Regions from separate parts of the Mus musculus genome. Here region 1 is linked to region 2. The links are chromatin loops, found by intact Hi-C in ENCODE. Cell type or tissue: heart. All regions are shown on one strand. Links, peaks and the distances in the headings refer to the core of each region. The heading gives the core; the rest is flanking DNA.

The links. A loop is a pair of places that touch in the nucleus more often than their neighbours do. Peaks named below come from ENCODE experiments on the same cell type or tissue, not always from the same donor. Only the 100,000 strongest peaks of a DNase experiment are listed, where the experiment ranks them.
Region 1: a loop joins it to region 2, with 12 times the contacts of the local background. A loop is called at or near these places in 12 of 42 quality-filtered maps.

What each region holds. Positions count from the first base shown.
Region 1 is chr2:74,244,189-74,252,570 of GRCm38, reverse strand. No RefSeq gene overlaps it. Among named protein-coding and RNA genes, the nearest start is that of Gm31731, 38 kb to the left of the region's middle. In heart, for the core only: a CTCF peak has its summit at 4,874 (motif pointing right); no DNase peak of the experiment used is centred there.
Region 2 is chr2:74,063,301-74,071,682 of GRCm38, reverse strand. No RefSeq gene overlaps it. Among named protein-coding and RNA genes, the nearest start is that of Gm31472, 89 kb to the right of the region's middle. In heart, for the core only: a CTCF peak has its summit at 4,853; no DNase peak of the experiment used is centred there; H3K4me3 peaks cover 306 bases; H3K27me3 peaks cover 2,336 bases.

The DNA.
Region 1 (8,382 bases), core at 347-8,346, 180 kb before region 2:
TGCTATTTTACTACTAATCATTGGTTAGGATAACTCTGTTTTCATCGATTTATTTTACTTCTAAAGTAAATACTCTAACAATACACTGCGGGCTTCAGACAGCTGCTGCAACCCTAAAGTTATGTTTTGTAGAACTGGCAGCAATTCTAAGCTGTGCTCTGCTTTCGTTCTCATGCAGATCCACTGAGATCCTGATAGGCCATGAATATATGCAAAAGTATAGGTTACACTACTTCCCTTGCTCAAAATAATGTGATAATGCTGAGTGAAATAACATTGTATCATCTCCTTTGTACATAGAATCTGAAAAAGGCACTCATCAAAACAGGTAGGCGAGGGGAAAGGGAATAGGGACTTGTCAATCAAAGCTTCAAACTTGCAATTAGAAGACAAACAAGTTCTAGGGGACTGAAATACAGAATGAATGAGAATGAACAAATTGATTTGTGATCATCATTTCACAATGCAGACATGTACCAAGTCATTATTCATCATGCTGTGTACCACCAGATAGATAGACAAACAGATAGATAGATAGATAGATAGATAGATAGATAGATAATAGATAATAGACAATAGACAGACAGACAGACAGACAGACAGACAGACAGATAGATAGATAGATAGATAATAGACAGATAGATATAGTCAGTCAGACAGACAGACAGATAGAGAGATAGATAATAGATAGATAGATAGATAGATAGATAGATAGATAGATAGATAGATAGATAGATAGATAATAGACAATAGACAATAGACAGACAGACAGACAGACAGACAGACAGACAGACAGACAGACAGATAGATAGACAGGTAGATAGATGTTAGACAGACAGATAGATGATAAACAGATTACAGACAGATAGACAGATAGATAGATAGATAGATAGATAGATAGATAGATAGATAGATAGATAGATAGATAGATAGATAATAGACATAGATAAATAGATAGATAGATAGATAGATAGATAGATAGATAGATAGATAGATAGATAGATAGATAGATAGATAGACAGACAGACAGGTAGATAGATGTTAGACAGACAGATGATAAATGATAGATAGATATAGACAGATAGATGATGAACAGATAGATTACAGACAGATAGATAAACAGATAGATAGATAATAAATAGATAGATAGATAATAGATAGATAATAGATAGATAGATAGATAGATAGATAGATGATTGGTAGATGATAGATAGATAGATAGATAGATAGATAGATAGATAGATAGATAGATAGATGATTGGTAGATGATAGATAGATAGATAGATAGATAGATAGATAGATAGATAGATAGATAATATTAAAACCTTATAAAGATTTTTTTACACTTCATCTTACCCAAAAGGCCGAGAAGATGTAAAGTTTTTTTAAATAATAGTTTTTAATCTTTTGAGACAGTTTCCCAAATTATGCTCCAAGACCAAGTTCACAAGATGTTGTATAATCAGGAGATATATTAATAATCAAGTTTCTTTATTTAAGAAATCCTTGGAGATTTTAATGTGCCAACACTTTGTGAGTCTATAGATCATTGGATGCAATGATTCTCACACCTGTTTGACATGAAAGCAGAAAAGAATGTAACCTCTCCATCCCAGGGGTGAACCCACCCACAATGAACTGGGTTCTTCCCCTCTCCCACTTGAATCACTAATGTAAAAAATACCCTACAGGCTTGCCTACAGCCCAATCCTATGGAGAAATTTTCTCAATTAAGGCTTCTTTTTCTCTGATGATGCTAGATTTTGTCTAGTTGATATAAAACTAGCCAATACAATGTGCAAAGCTCCATCTTCTTCATCAGACAAGAAAAATGCTCTTGAAAATAACCTTGAAAATCAGTATAATGGTGAATTACTAACCACACCTGTGTAACTGAAGGGTTACTTGTTCCTGTGTGGTGGTAGAATGTACCAAATGGCCCACTGACTATATTCTGAGGCCTACCCAAGTCTTTCTACCTCCCAAGTCTCACAAAGGAAGAGCCACCCTGGGGCTTGTCTACTGCTTTGCCCTATCAACCTTTGGCTTGTGTTATTACCCCTCTCTTTCCTATTCTTCACCTACTCCTTCTGTCTGTGGAAGGATCTAAACACACGCAGCCACAGAAGACAAAAGCAGGCTAAGTGGAAACAGACTGGGGAAGAAAGACGAAAAATGAAGATGGAGGAGCAGAGCTAGACCTTGGGCATCTTTATGACAGTATTTATCCATGTGGTTGGATGAGACACATGTGGCATGCAAACCACTTTAAAGTGAGACGTCAAGACTGCCCCAGTGTTGCAGAGGAAGGTTTGGCAGCAAGGAGCATTGTTGGTGTGCAAGAACAATAATCCCATTTCAGAAGCTGCTGAAAACTTGCTGGAAAGTTCCAGCCATGTAAGCTTCTACTTTGTCACGCCCTCTGCCCTCAGACTGTGTGTCTACCATATAGCTTACACAACTGGAAAGAACAAGCTCGTTGGATTGTTAGGATGGAGAAAAGGGCAGTGAGGGGAAGAAATGGTTTAGAAGCATGGAAAATGGCTGGAAGGTGAATGGAACACAAGAAGCTGTGGACAGGAATGAGTGGACTTCAAAAGGGATCCTTTTTGTTGGCACATTAGCATTACATTCCGATGAGAGTGACAGTGGACAACCCTAACAGAGATTAGTCAAAATGGAACGTTCTTCCTCTCACGTATAAAAATGCAGGTGGGTGGTCTGGGGTGGGTAGAGTGTTCTACATGCCTTCTCTAGTTCCTGAGAGCTCTTGCCTCCACCACCTCACGCTTGGAAGTGTTGGATTCTGCATGCTAGGCAATAGGATGGAGAAAAAAAAAGGGTTTTGTTGTTGTTGTTCTTTGCTTTCTAAGTGAGAAATGGTGAACATGTGCAGCTCTTTCATTTCATTACCAGAATGTATTTGCATGGCCATGTCTAGCTGCAGGGTAGTTTGGGAAATGGGTCTTTATTCTATGTATCTAGATGGTCACTTAAAACCTGAAGACTATTTACTCAAAGGAGATAAATGGAAATAGGCATGGGTGGAGGGCTATATAATCAATCACAAAAATCATTGACCTCTCATTTGATACCAACATTAAGTCTGGCCACGTGATTTGCTATAGCCAGTGAAATGCAAGTCAAGCAGCAATTTCCCATATTTCCTGTCTTCCTCTGCCACAAGATAGGCAATGTTTCAGTTACAGGCTTATCAGTGATGCTGGGGCTTTGTCAAGAAATGAGATGGAGCAGAACTGTAGTTGCCCAACTAGCAGACATGAGATACAGATGGGATTATGAGCCCTCGAGATTTAGGCATCTTTTTGTTTTAGCAGCATGACCTCCTTCAATGGCTCACCAATACAGTACCTAAGCTCTGTGCATCAGCTCACCTGATGACCTTGTAAGACAGGCAGATGATCTGTCCTACCCCAGACCTACTGAAGTCAACATGCCAATAGGGTACTGCTACCTTCCTGAAAGGGATTCTAAAAGCATGAGAGCCACTGCCCCTGCTTCAGACTAACCATTTCTACACACAAAGACTGAAGTGTCTGCTATGTGCTGGTAGATACTGAGCACAGGGCTGCTGTCCTTAGTTTCTGTGAGGACAGAGACAAAAGATGCATGTTCAGTGACTGCAAAAATGGAATTGGCACCTCCAGAGGTGGTTTATAACGTTTTTGAGCTATTGCAAAAAAGGATTGCTTTCTTAATATCTTGTTCAGACAGTCTGTTACTGTCATATGAAAAATACAACTGGCATCTGTATTCTGGATTTGTATTCTGAAACATTACTGAGTTCATTAATCCTAATGGTTTGGGGGAGTAAAGTCTGTAGATTTTATGTAGCTATATAATCATGTTTTCTACAAACAGACAATTTGGATCTCTCTTCTCTAGTTTGGAGAGTCTTTCATTTTCTTGCATAAATGTTCTGGCTAGTATCCCTGGGACCATGAAATGATGACCTCTTGTCTTAATCCAGTAGCGAGGAGACAGCTTTCCACCCTTCTCTGTTTGTTCTGATATTAGCTGTGGATTTGTCATGTGTGTCCTCTAATAGTAGCACGCACTTCCTCAGTCTCTTAACTTACTGAGAGGGGATTTGATTTGCTTTTTGGTGTGTTTTGTTGTTTGTTTTGGTTTGTTTTGGTTTGTTTTCATTTGGTTTGGTTTCATTTAATCTTTGGTTTTTCAAGACAGGGTTCCCCTGTATAGACTTGGCTGTCCAAAATCTCAATCTGTAGACTAGGCTGGCATCCAATTCACAGAGTGCTGGGATTAAAGGTGTACACCACCATCACTTGACTGAGAGAGGTTTTTTGTTTGTTTGTTTTGTTTTGAGTTTTTATGTTTGCTTGCTTTTTATTTTTATTGGTTATTTGTGAATTTTATATCATGTAACACAATTTCACTCATCTCCCCAGCCCCTTCGTATCCCCCCTCTACTTTTGCACACACCCCCACACCAATAAAATAAAATAACAACAACAAAACCAAACAACAAAAATCTTGTCATGGAAGCTGCAGTGTGTCACAATGTGTCACACAGTCTACCCTTCTATCCACACATCTTTACTTGCAAATGTTCGTTGCAATGAGTCATTGGTCTGGTGGGAGGCCTCTGGATTCTTCTATGCTATCAATATTCGGTCCTCACTGGGACTCTTCTCAGATATTCAGTTGTTGCGTTGTGTCATGGAGATCCTGCAGCTTTGGATCTGCAGAGCTGGCTCCTTAACATGCTCCAGCAGTTCATAGATGGGGTAGATGTTAGTGTGCGTCAACTCAAAGCCTCTGATCTGGGCTTGGGTGGTAGGTGAGTTGGTCAGCCCACAAGCTCTCCTAAATCCACACCACCAGAGGGAGCTCTCCAGCACTGCCCCAACTAGCTCACCCAATGCCTCAGCCAGCAAGGAGAAAGGACAGCTCTCCTGCTCTTATGACTTCAGGGCCAGCTCTCCTGCCTGCCACAGATGGCAAGGGGTGAGGAGAAGAGGGCATCTCTCCCAGGCTGCTTCACACAGCAGACATGAGGCAGGGTCAACTTTCCTGCACTCATGCCATTGGGGATATATCACAACTCCAAAGTTCATGGCTGAGTACAAAAAGAATCACAAAGAAACATCATTTTTTACGTGCTCTTGGGATTTTTGTGTTGGGTGTATAGCTATCCATGGCCACGCCTGCTTTCTCCTTCATCCTTAGGCTCCTCTGTGTCATAATTCTGGTTCCGATGATTATATTCATTAGGATGAAAACATGTTCTAGGTGTTCACATGCATGTAGCTTTAACTCAACATTGAAAACCTACACATGTGAATATACTTGACCACTCCATTAGATATTTATAGGAATATACCTTGCATGGCACTGTAGATGAAACAGCCCAAACCAGGGCACATGGGAGAGGCGACACCTCCTTATTCCAGGCAACTGGCTGTACTTCCCCCTCTGCTATGCTTTCCTGAGAAATTCAGGTCTCAAGTAAAATACCAAATAACCTTAATGAGGCAGCTATTTAGCTCGAATCGGCAATATTCTACATGCATTTACCTCACAGTGTGAACCAAGCAAAGCTCCCCTTGTGTGAAGGAGCAGGCCCCCTCATTTGCTGTCTTGGGTTGAATAGTTGCCATATTTAAAAGAACAAACATGATTTCCCTAGGACATCACTTTCAGCATGCTGTGGTCAGTTCTCAGGCTAAGCTTTCCTATTAGTCATCTGGCCTTTCCCTCCGAGCCCACACGGAAACCCCACTGTCTCCTTCATACTGAATTCGCCATGTGAAACATCACCACATCAAAGAAGCCAATGTCCTGAGCTCTGTAGGAGAAAAGTACAGAGAGTGGAGCAGTGGGCAGACAGCTCAAACGTCCAAGCCCAGGGTTTTATCAGGACATTTGCAGGGTCCAGAACAAGTTATACCCCTCAACATTTTCCATAAATATAATCAGATTTAGATGAATACCAAGGGCCACAATGAAGGGAGGAAACCCCCAGATGTTGGGCCCATCACAGGGTTGATGAGGAGAGAGGGGTGGGGGAGGCAGAGACTCTCTGCATCTTCTCTTTAACATTGAATCCTTGGCCTTTACAGCAAAAAGGCAGTAAAAGACCCTTTGAGGCTCTAACTTATTTCATAACTAAATCAAGACAAAGGCAAACAGCATCCTTAAATTTCCTCCCACCTCAGTTTACTTTGAGACAAGGAAAGTATCCCTCACTTGGCTGTGTTAGAATCTATCCATGGACATGTCTGAGCTCTGGTGCTTAGGAAGTGACAAGGTCAGAGAACCCCAACGCTTCTTTTACTGGGGTGGCTTACTGCTGTGACCTACCAGCTGGTAAGACCATGGTGTGGACTGGAACTACCCACATCTGGCCTATTTTGCTCCCAGATGTTCCTCTGCTCTCGTGCCTTTCATTCCCTGGGTTCTGGATCTAGACCTCTATTGTGGGTAGCGGGTTACTCACAGTACACTCTAGGCTGGCAGCCAAGGCCAGGTAACTGTGCCACCAACATTATTTTCTTCACTTCACAAGGATCAGTTAAAATACTGTTTACAGACATTCATGAAAGCAAATAAATCATTTTCTATTTTATGATTTTTTTTTAGTATTCATGGTTAAAACATTTGAAACACCTCAAAGCCACAAAGATACAATCATTTCAAAAGGTGAACCCCCCCAACACATACACACTAACACACACACGCACACACACACACACGCACACACATACACACACACACACACACACACACACACACACACACACACACAAAACCACCCCAGCTCCACAAACCACTATCCAATCACATTCTAATAGAATCGGATTCATCCCCTCCTGACCCTGAACTGGTTACGAGGGACATTCCTGCAGAGTGGTGCTGGGTCCCACCCAAGTGCTTCTACTAAAGAAAACACATGCTGACATTTCTACCATGATTCTGCTGTAGGAAGAAGGTGATTCCTGCCATCATCCGTCTCCTGCGAGGCCCCTGTCCCATCATCTCCCTACCTTTGCGCATGGCCCTTGCTGCTCCTAAGGATGCCTTGTCACAGGCTATATGAGGTGTGTGGCTGTCTCCTCCAGTCAGCCACGCTCTTCTCTCTTCTATCGAAGCCCTCTGGTTGCCTTTGTTTCTCCTGCACTGCTCCCTCTGAATGGGTATTCCCCCTCACTGTGGTCACTTTTAAATTCAATTATTTAAATAATACTTTCAATTGTTTCTCTTATTCAAAATTGGGCATATGTTCAAATTAAGCAAAGAATGGTAATCCAAAGAAAGCTTTCAGGCAGTAATTTTTTTAAGAAAAAAAATTCTACATTACTATCTACAGAACCTAATTTATTTCCTAGGTTTTATTCTGAAAGATTTCAAATCTACTGAGAAGTTGCCAAAATGATATAAGAAAGAAATATGATGTTCAGGTTCGTGTGTCAGCTGTGAGCAGTCTGCTGCATTTGCTCTCTTCCGTATACAGTCATTATTTTTTGATTGGTGAGTTATATAGTTGTAGATATTATGAGCACTCAGCCCTAGGTGCTTCCGTCTATCTCTTAAGAACACTCTCTCCCATAAGCACAATACATCAATCACATGCAGAACCCCAAAGAGTGGTGTCCTCCTGCAGTCTAGTGACCCAGCCCCGGGGGCTGCTGCTGTGTTTGGAGGAAGTATTTGGCCTCCATGTGCATCATCTAAAAGTAAGTTTTCATTATGGCTTTATCAGGATCAACAGGAATAGAGTGACTTATTACTATGCTTTTTTAAAAAATTCTTCAAATTTGTGCCACCCATAAAACAAAGAAAATACTAACCCTATCTATCAATCAAAGGAATCTGGCCAGTGAAGTGTATTTTCTGTTAAAGTCATTAAAACAGCGTTGGGGTATCCACTTGCAAATAGCTTGCAGAAATGTGACGTGTATATAATCATACATATTATATATGCAACACACACACACATATCTTTTGTGAGGACTCGTGTTTAGGCTCCTAATCAGTCTCACTTCCTCCACGAATGTATTATCAGCCAATCTACTCACAGCAAGAACAAGGTGATGTCAAAATGGGGCTGAGAGCTCTGCTGTGTTTTAAAGGGAGAGATGTGTGCTTATACACATGTCAACAAGCAAGCGAACAGTGCGCAACATTGTTGGTGTAAGATTGGCGGTATCCTTGCACCCTGGGGCAAACAGCTCTGCCTGACAACCAGTGAAGCCCAAGGCTGGATTGGAGATCAATTCCACCAGTGCTAATGGAATAAAACCAAAGGGGGGAAAAATGTTTTTTTCTGGTGACCCACCAATCCCAAATCACTGCCTCTGAAATGTGTTCCTTCCCTGGTTCGGTTGTTTTCCTGCG
Region 2 (8,382 bases), core at 125-8,124:
AGAATTACTCTGAAAAATTCCTTGGTTGCTGGCTCTGCTGTGAGGGCTTTCTTGCCAGCGCTCAACAGCGATGATGACAACCCACATTCAAGACAATAAAGTCACTGAAGGCTCTCCCGGACTTGCCCTCCACAGCTGAGTGCAGTGGGACCACAAGAGGCCACAGAGTGTCCCAGCAACACACAACTTATGTCCCCAGTTTCATCCAGAGACCCGTGTGCTTGGTTGTTCATTTATTCCTCAACCTTGGATAAAGAGCCAAGGAGGTGAGGGAGGGGAAAGATGGACAGACCTATAGATGACAGATCTGTAGACAATGTTGTTAGCATGCCAGATCTTATTACTGAACTGTGGGAGGTCATGTATGCCCCATCCCGACTCCATGGGGACCACCGCATTTAAAAGAAGATGGGAAAAAATGTGATGTGAGGGTGTGGGGGGAGAGCCCTCATGGGCAGTCTTCAAAGGCAGAGACAGGTTGCGACTGGATTAACATTTATTGACTGTTTAAGCCTGCTTTTTTGCTTCAGGACAGAGATACACGAGTTTAATTGCAGAGGCTGTTCTGCCAACTGATCACTAGAGTGGCAACCAAAGCTTAACTAATCGGTCCTTCATTAGTGAAAAGTCTCTATTACAAAATAAATTAAGCATGTTTTGATCCTAACCTACAGGTCCAGCGGCATTACAGCGAAGTTTAAGCCGTCAGAGCAGGGAGAAACTTATTAGGGGTTAGCGCTGAAATAGCACTTTGCTATTGATTTTACAATACACAGGTATTATGATTTATGGAGTGCCGGTGCCACTCTAACAAGCTGAAGGACACACAATATCATCTCCAGCATCATTAAAATTCAGAAGCCTCTAGAACTAACTCATCAACCACTGTGCATTGTCCCAGACCATGAAGCTGGGCTCCCTAAGCTTTGGGACATCTGTATCTTTGCTTGTTTGGTCATCAGAATACAGAGTGGCCCCTCAGAGCGTATTCTGTACCTTCAGAACCTGAATCTGTTTCCACTCTGAGCTGTCACCACATCCTGTTATTTATTTTCATCTCTTTGTGCAAATCTATGATAGGCCTGTTTAAGAAAGGCTAGATGCTGGCATAGTGTATAATTCAAGCAAGGCTCTAACTACAGAGAGAAGGCGAAGGTTGCTTTCTTTTGCAACATCTAGAAAGCTGGAAGTACTAGCCATGCTAATCAATCAATAGATATTCAATGAGCGCCAATTATGCTCCAGTCATAGTAATAAGAGGTAATCATTAGGAAGCATTTACACAACTGCGTTCCAGAATTAGCTGAGTACTTTCACTTAGTTGATATATTTAACCCCACAAAATCCTCTAAGATGTTACATCTTTTTCATCTCCATCCTACTAATGTGTGTGTGTGTATATATATATACATACATATATATACATATATATATACACACACACACGTCAAGTGACTGCTCAGAGAGGCACAAAGTTCCCATGAGGAACAGACAAGGCTGAGGTGATGCAGTCTAACGCCCAGGTGATATCCTGGGTCCAGAGTATCTTATGACTAAGATCTATCTTGACCAGCCAAAGCATCATCCTTTAAAGGAGCCCCAGTATCTGTAATTCAGCAATTTGAAGATATTTCTAGTCCAAATCTAACCAATTACAAACCAAAGGGAAATTAGTCCCTGGCTTCCTCAAACACCTTCCCAAAGAGTGGCATCAGAATGTCTCAGATTCTCTTTCCTCTGGGTCCTTTCATCATAAAGACTATGATGTTCTTCCAGAGGGCCTATCTTCCATGCTTTAAATTATTTTTCATAATATACTTTGTCTACAATGATAGCTCAGTCGAGCACACCATGTTTTTTCTGTCCTTCAGTTCCCAACCCCAAATGAAACACAATAATGAATGTTCAAAATAAGCCAGAATGCTCACGGTCCATGGTGACCAAAACCAGTTGAATTGCGACTTTAGCTCTAGAGCCATGCTTCCTAGGGAAATGTTTACCTAAGAGTTGTGAACAGTTTGCCTTTGTTGTACCTAAAAGTAAAGAAATTGGAGTTGCTATAAAGAAAGTCTTTTTCCAAATCTCTCTCATATTTGGCCCCAACGTTCCAAATTACACCCATTAGAACTGATATAACATATTCTTGATTCACATTCTACCTTATAATTCTTGATCACTTCCTGTCTTGTATGCACAATGCTCCATTTACAAAATTCCCTTTGACGTTTCTTTTCCCACATACACTAAATGCCCTGTGTCCCCTTTTAGGGCTGTTCCAATTTCACTTGCCAATTTTACAACTTGAAAGGTTAATAGATTTTGGGTTCCATTTATTAGTTCCCTTTGCCATTTTTTTGTGATGTCTTTCATCATCTGAGTCCACAGGAATCTCGAGATGTCACAGAATAATAGCAGGCACCTGGCCACTGTGGTGTTGGACTTGTCTTTTCTGGTGTTATCTATCTATCTACCCAAGTCAGTTTTCTCTGACCCCGAAAACCCTGCCAATACCACGGAGTCTCCATGGTTCTGATTATCTTTTGATAAACCAACCCTCTAAGTCAAAGTGTTCCTTTTTCACTCTCTACCTACAAAACCGAAATTCAGGACCAGCAAATGGTGTACCAGGTAATAGTGCTTGTTGCCAGGACCATCCAAGTCCCACCTCTAGGATCCACAAAGAGGTAAGAAGAGAACAGATTCACGTTCACACACCCGCACTCACACCCACCCAGCCCCACACAGATATTGAAATAAATAAGTAAAAATTCAACTACAATTCACCATTTATGGTAGGGGCCCAAGTATTGCCTCTACTAGGAAGCCTTCTATAATCCCCCAAGTTAGAAGTCATCAGCCCATGCCCACCATTTTCCTGTGTAAATCAACTAGATTTTGACTGAATCAAAAGATTCTCGGAAAGAAAGTTACGTATGAAATGACAGCTATGCCCAAGCACACTTCTGTTGTGTTTATTCAAGTTGATGAATGAACCCTTAGACTCTTCCATGACTTTTGTTGTCTCTTCAGTTGATCTCTGAATACTTAGACTCTTCCATAAATTTTTTCTGTAATATCATAATCTTGTTTTCACATCTTGCCAGTGTTATTTTTTCTGAATGTTGAATCAGGCTTCATTTGGTCAGGTCTTTTCCATGATCATGTTAAATCTTTCTCACACCATTAGATCCCTTCTTGTGCCATTAACGGTGTTTCTTGTACTGCAAGAACTCATCCAAATTCCTTTGTCTTGTGGCACATGCCTGAATGTGTCTTCTCACACACTTTGATCCAAAAGATCCTTAGGAGCTAGCTCATGGACAGCTTAACTTCTTCAAACACAAGTTCTCATAGGCAAGGAATTACTCCAGGGAACATGGAAGAGGTTGACTTGAAATTTCTCTCACTGTTAGACTCACTGAAAGGCTGCAAGCACTGTCCTGTTCCTGAGCCCAAGGGGAATGGGATGTCCCTACCTACATGTGAAAGCTGAAATCACCACAGTGGACAGGTTGGTCACATGAATTTTTATTAAATGTGTTCTTACACAGCCACATGGCTTCTCCTAATGAGGACATCTTGACAATCCCAGTGGGTCTGGTTGGCCCATTTCTAGAAGTTAGTAGTTTGTTTTTGGCTTCCTTTCCTTTTAGCACCTCATGACTAAATTCAATCTGCCTTAATCACAACAGTCTTTAGTCTCCACATTTCATCCTTTCTATTGAAGAATGAGCCAGCACAGCTTACAGACCTCACCCCATTTCTGTCCATAGCCTGTCATTCCATAAGCAGCCTCCAAGTCTTCACCACGACACAAGCTTCTACTCAGCACCACTAGGCATTCACAATCCTGGATTCATTCACGACTCACCCCAAAGGCCTATGTGGTTGGTGTCTGATCACACTCAACCCCCTGCCTCAGAATTGGTGTCTTAATCTACTCCTCACAGAATCTTACTTTTGCCTGAGTGCCAGCTCCCACTCCAGTCTGTTTCCCATTACAATTTTTTAATCCATTTACCAGCCTCCCCTCCCTAACAACAGCTGTTTTCCTTTAGGCAGTAAGCAACTTCTTAAGGCATCACGTAAATATTTGTGGAGCAAATAAATAATGAAAAGGCATTGCAGACATTGGTTTCCCTTTCTGTGCAAATTAATCTGCCCTAAAACTCCAGAAATGTCCTCAGGTGTTACCTAAGGGTTTGAAAAATTATTTTTCCTACAGTGGATGGACTAGAGGAATGTCATGGGGTTCAAATAAAAAGTGTGTTATGACATACCTCATATATTGCGAATCTATGTTGATCTTTATAAACATGACCTAAACTTCAGTTTGATAAATCATAACTGTCTCTTTTCTAGAGTTTCTTATTGCATTACCTGGAACAGTGGGAAGAAATGTCAGCGCATAAGCAAATTTCCCTCAAAAATATATAACTTCATAAAAAAAACAATTACAAATTATTTTCAGGTATGATGGTTTAAACCATTCTCAAAAGTCTAGGAAGGACAGAAAAATTCACTCACTCCTCTTTCTAGTTGCTCCCTTTAAGCAAAGACACACATTTAGCTGTCTGCGAATGCCACTGGCTTTTCTCCCAGCCAGGGCACAGAAAGAGTGTGGCTGCACCATTGGGTTAAAGGTGTGTTCTCACACCAAACCTAGATGTGCCTTTGCTTCACCTCATCACTTCTAACTTGTGACGTCACCCTTTCACTCCTTGAGTAAATCCAAGATCAGTCCCGGCCCATATAAATCTGTTCTGCCCCTTTGGTTCTGTCTCCGTGTATTGCATACTGTAAATAATCATACGGGAGGAATACAGCGAGTTCTGTGGTACACTGGAGACCCCTATTGGTGACAGGTGGACAGTGACTTCGTAACCCGATGCAGTGAATCACGGCATAAGTGGAATAGCTTCAGCTTGGCTCCTTTGGGTTCCAGTAGAGCAGAGAGATGCACTGGCACTTTTTGCACACTGATCAATCCGTTTGTGGAAGCAAACGTGTGCGGGCTTCTGTGCTTTGTGTTTGTATGAAGACATTACTAAACAAGAAGATAGTACAAACAACAAGAAAAAAAAGCAATATGTGACCCCTATGACTTAAGGGCAGTCCACTTTCAATAAACAATAAGGATAAGTGAACCATGCAGGCTGTGAATGGGGATATGGGTGAAAATATACCCAGACATCAGCCAAGGTCCAATATCTCCAAGATCTGTAGTGAAATATGAACTTGATTGGCCCAACTTTAAAAATAATTAATTTTTCTGATAAGAGTTTTGTAAATGACTGAGCATGTCTGGGCCCTTAAAAGATACCCTGCTTAATTTACATTTTAAGAAAATGACTTGTTTGAAAAAAAGCCTTTGGATGTCAAAAACAAAATTCTTGTTTCAAATTATAAAGGAAATTTAACTTATGATAAAGCCACAATTACCTCTTCAGCACTTAGGTGTGTTCTCTGATGCAGATGTTGAAGTTAGTTTGACACATTAGAAGAGGAAGCAGCTGTCTCGATTATAATTATAATATAAAAAGTGATGTATGGTGCCAAGTGTGTGCCCAGCCATTCATCTTGGGAGAAAGGGTTGTCTGAGGACGCTGTTTTGTAAATACTGTCCATGTTTTTCTTCTTTGTTTTCCACATCTATCCTTAAAATGATTTTTGAAATGGTAATAGCACACAGACATGATCGCTTCTTATTTCAAACATTTGCTATAAAAACATTAGTACCCCGACCCCGACCACAGCGCTTTCAAACAGTAAAGCTCACCGCCAGATAGAAAGTGTCTTCATGACAACACGGGAAATGTCCACGTCCTTTAACCAGCATATTATTATGTGTTAGACATACTAATAAGGAAGAAATACCTCGACAAAACATGTGCCAAAACAGTCAACTCTTGGTCATCTTTCCTGTTGGTTATATAAATGCTTTCTATGCCGAGATTCTGCTTTTCAAATTAAATAACTAGTTTGCCTGCTTTCTCTTCAAATCTCCTTCTTCCTTCCCCCTCCCCTCCTGTTTCCTCTCATCTTCTCTCCTCTCCTCTCCTCTCTCCAGCTCAGAACACAACAACCGCATGCCTTCCTTCAGCAGAGGCTCAAGAAGAGGGCAGAAAGGCTGGGCACAGAGGACACAGCTCTAACACCCGGAAGCAACAATACAAAATGCATATTCCTGTTCACGCACTGTGGTCACTTTCCTCTTGGCACATACGCCAGCCTCTCCTACAAGCACGTGTAATTTATTCGTGATTACTTCCTAGTCCTATTTGAAACAGAAGAAAACAATACTTTTGTCCTACTCTATGCAAGTGCCATTCACAAGGTTGAGGCTTGCAGGGAGGGTGGCCATGGTCCCGTGAGGTGTGAGCTCTCCCTCATCTTTCCCTCTCTAAGGCTCCCTAATAGACACAGCACAGATCAATGCATTCTTGACATAAAATAGGTTGGGGAGAATTTTTCAGTGGTCAGAAAGCCACTAAGTTAGTGGTGTTGACACCATAGAAGAAAACTCTTGAGTTCTATCCTGCCTTCTCCAAGGCCTCTGTCAGTACCTTTCCTGAATGGGGTTTTTGTTTTGTTTTTAAGCGATCTTCTTGACATCCAGGCACCATCTTCAACTGCAGGAGTTGGCAGATGACTCTAAAACAGAGCACAGGACAGCATCCTGAAGCATCTCCATGGGCCCTGCAGGAATGCCCAGCAAAGAACATTCCTGGAAGGTACACGCGGAGACAGCTAAGCCTCTCATGGAAGTCAGATACACCATCCAGTTGCCACACACATTCTAGCCTCTTTGCTTTTTTACACAGCTCTAAAAGTGTCAGGAGGAGGACCCTGAACTGTCAATGTTCCTGTAAACTTTCATAAGAAAGAGAGATTATTTTACAAATAGACTAAAATAAAAGGACTAAAAGACCAAAAGTTTAACGGACAGAATGATGGCACTTCTGCCACAGGCTCGTCCTGTAACCCCTTTCTTCTTCGGTTCGCCTCAGCTATGGCATGAGCACTGTGACCCCTCCCTGCCAGGGCCATACACGAGGATCAAGCACGATGACATGTGTGAAAGTGCTTTGAAAAGCGACTGGTCCGGCTCCTGTGTGGCACTATGATTATCCTTACTAATGTCAGCTAGTGCCAGAGCTGTTCACGGCTATTAGCAAAATCCAATTCCTTTTGTTTGAGTTTTGCCTGTAGAAAGCAATAAAGTGGAATAACTACCCATTAGTCAGTAGTCTACATTCACCAGAACAGCTGAAGCACCAAATATTTTTTCCCTAAAAGCAGAATGCTAAACCCGTGTTATCTTGGGAGATGGTGGGGGGGGGGGGCGCGTAGAAGGAGTGTTGCTGAGTCAAAATGGAGAGTAGATTGGGAAAATGCAGCTGGAGGTTGGAGGAAACAATCTAAGAGGCTTCTTTTCCCTTCTGAGAAAGAGCCGAATCTACATCTCAGATAAGAGTCAGAAAGAAAGGTTAGCTGCAACGCAGGTCCGCCATTGGTCAGCATTACGGGCTAGAAAACGTAGTGCAATCCATTCTCCTCTGCCATGCAGTTCTGAATAATAGCAATTTGCCCACCAGCTAACCACCTCAGCACAAACCCTGGCAGGCTCCTGCTGAGTCTCCGAAAGCCTACTTGTCTGCAAGCGCACAGTGTACAGAGAACAACCCAACAAAGCTCGGTGCCACTGCAATGCAAACAGTCCTCAGGTCCTGCTGTGACTTGGCACACCCCGCTGGACAGCTGGAGACCGGAGAAGAGAGGCCGCTGCCAGGAACACGTGACAAGGGATTTTCAAGCAATTTTCCGGACCCCGGCAGTCTTACCAGCTTTACTATTTCATGTGCTATCAGCTACGTACAGATAGATTACGGTGCGGTGTATTCTCTATTTATACCTGATGTGAGACACAATAATAAAACACTCCAACACCTTCCCAATCCCATTTGTGAGCTGAAGCAAGAAAAAAAAAATAGGGAGACAATTTGCCACAAAAGCCTTGTGTTATGCCTAATATAATTTTGGAAATCAGCTATTGCCCCAAACAACATTTTATTACATGCATCAAAAAGATTTAGCTTGCTAAGGGTCACATAAGTGTACTCAGAATGTGTTTCAAAGCCGAGAGACACTAGAGAGAGCCAGTTTATTATACAGCGCCTTCCTTCCCCCACCCCGAAGATTGCTTGCAATGAAATGCTACCAGGGATCATTAAAAAAAGATTGCTCATTTTATGTAGCTCAAATCTCTGGAATGGTAGTTAGCTGAAATCCAGTGGCAAGAACGTGTGGAAGACAATGCCAAGAGATAAACAAGAGTAAGTTAAATCAGGAAGACAGGCTCAGCAGCAATTAGTCTAATGT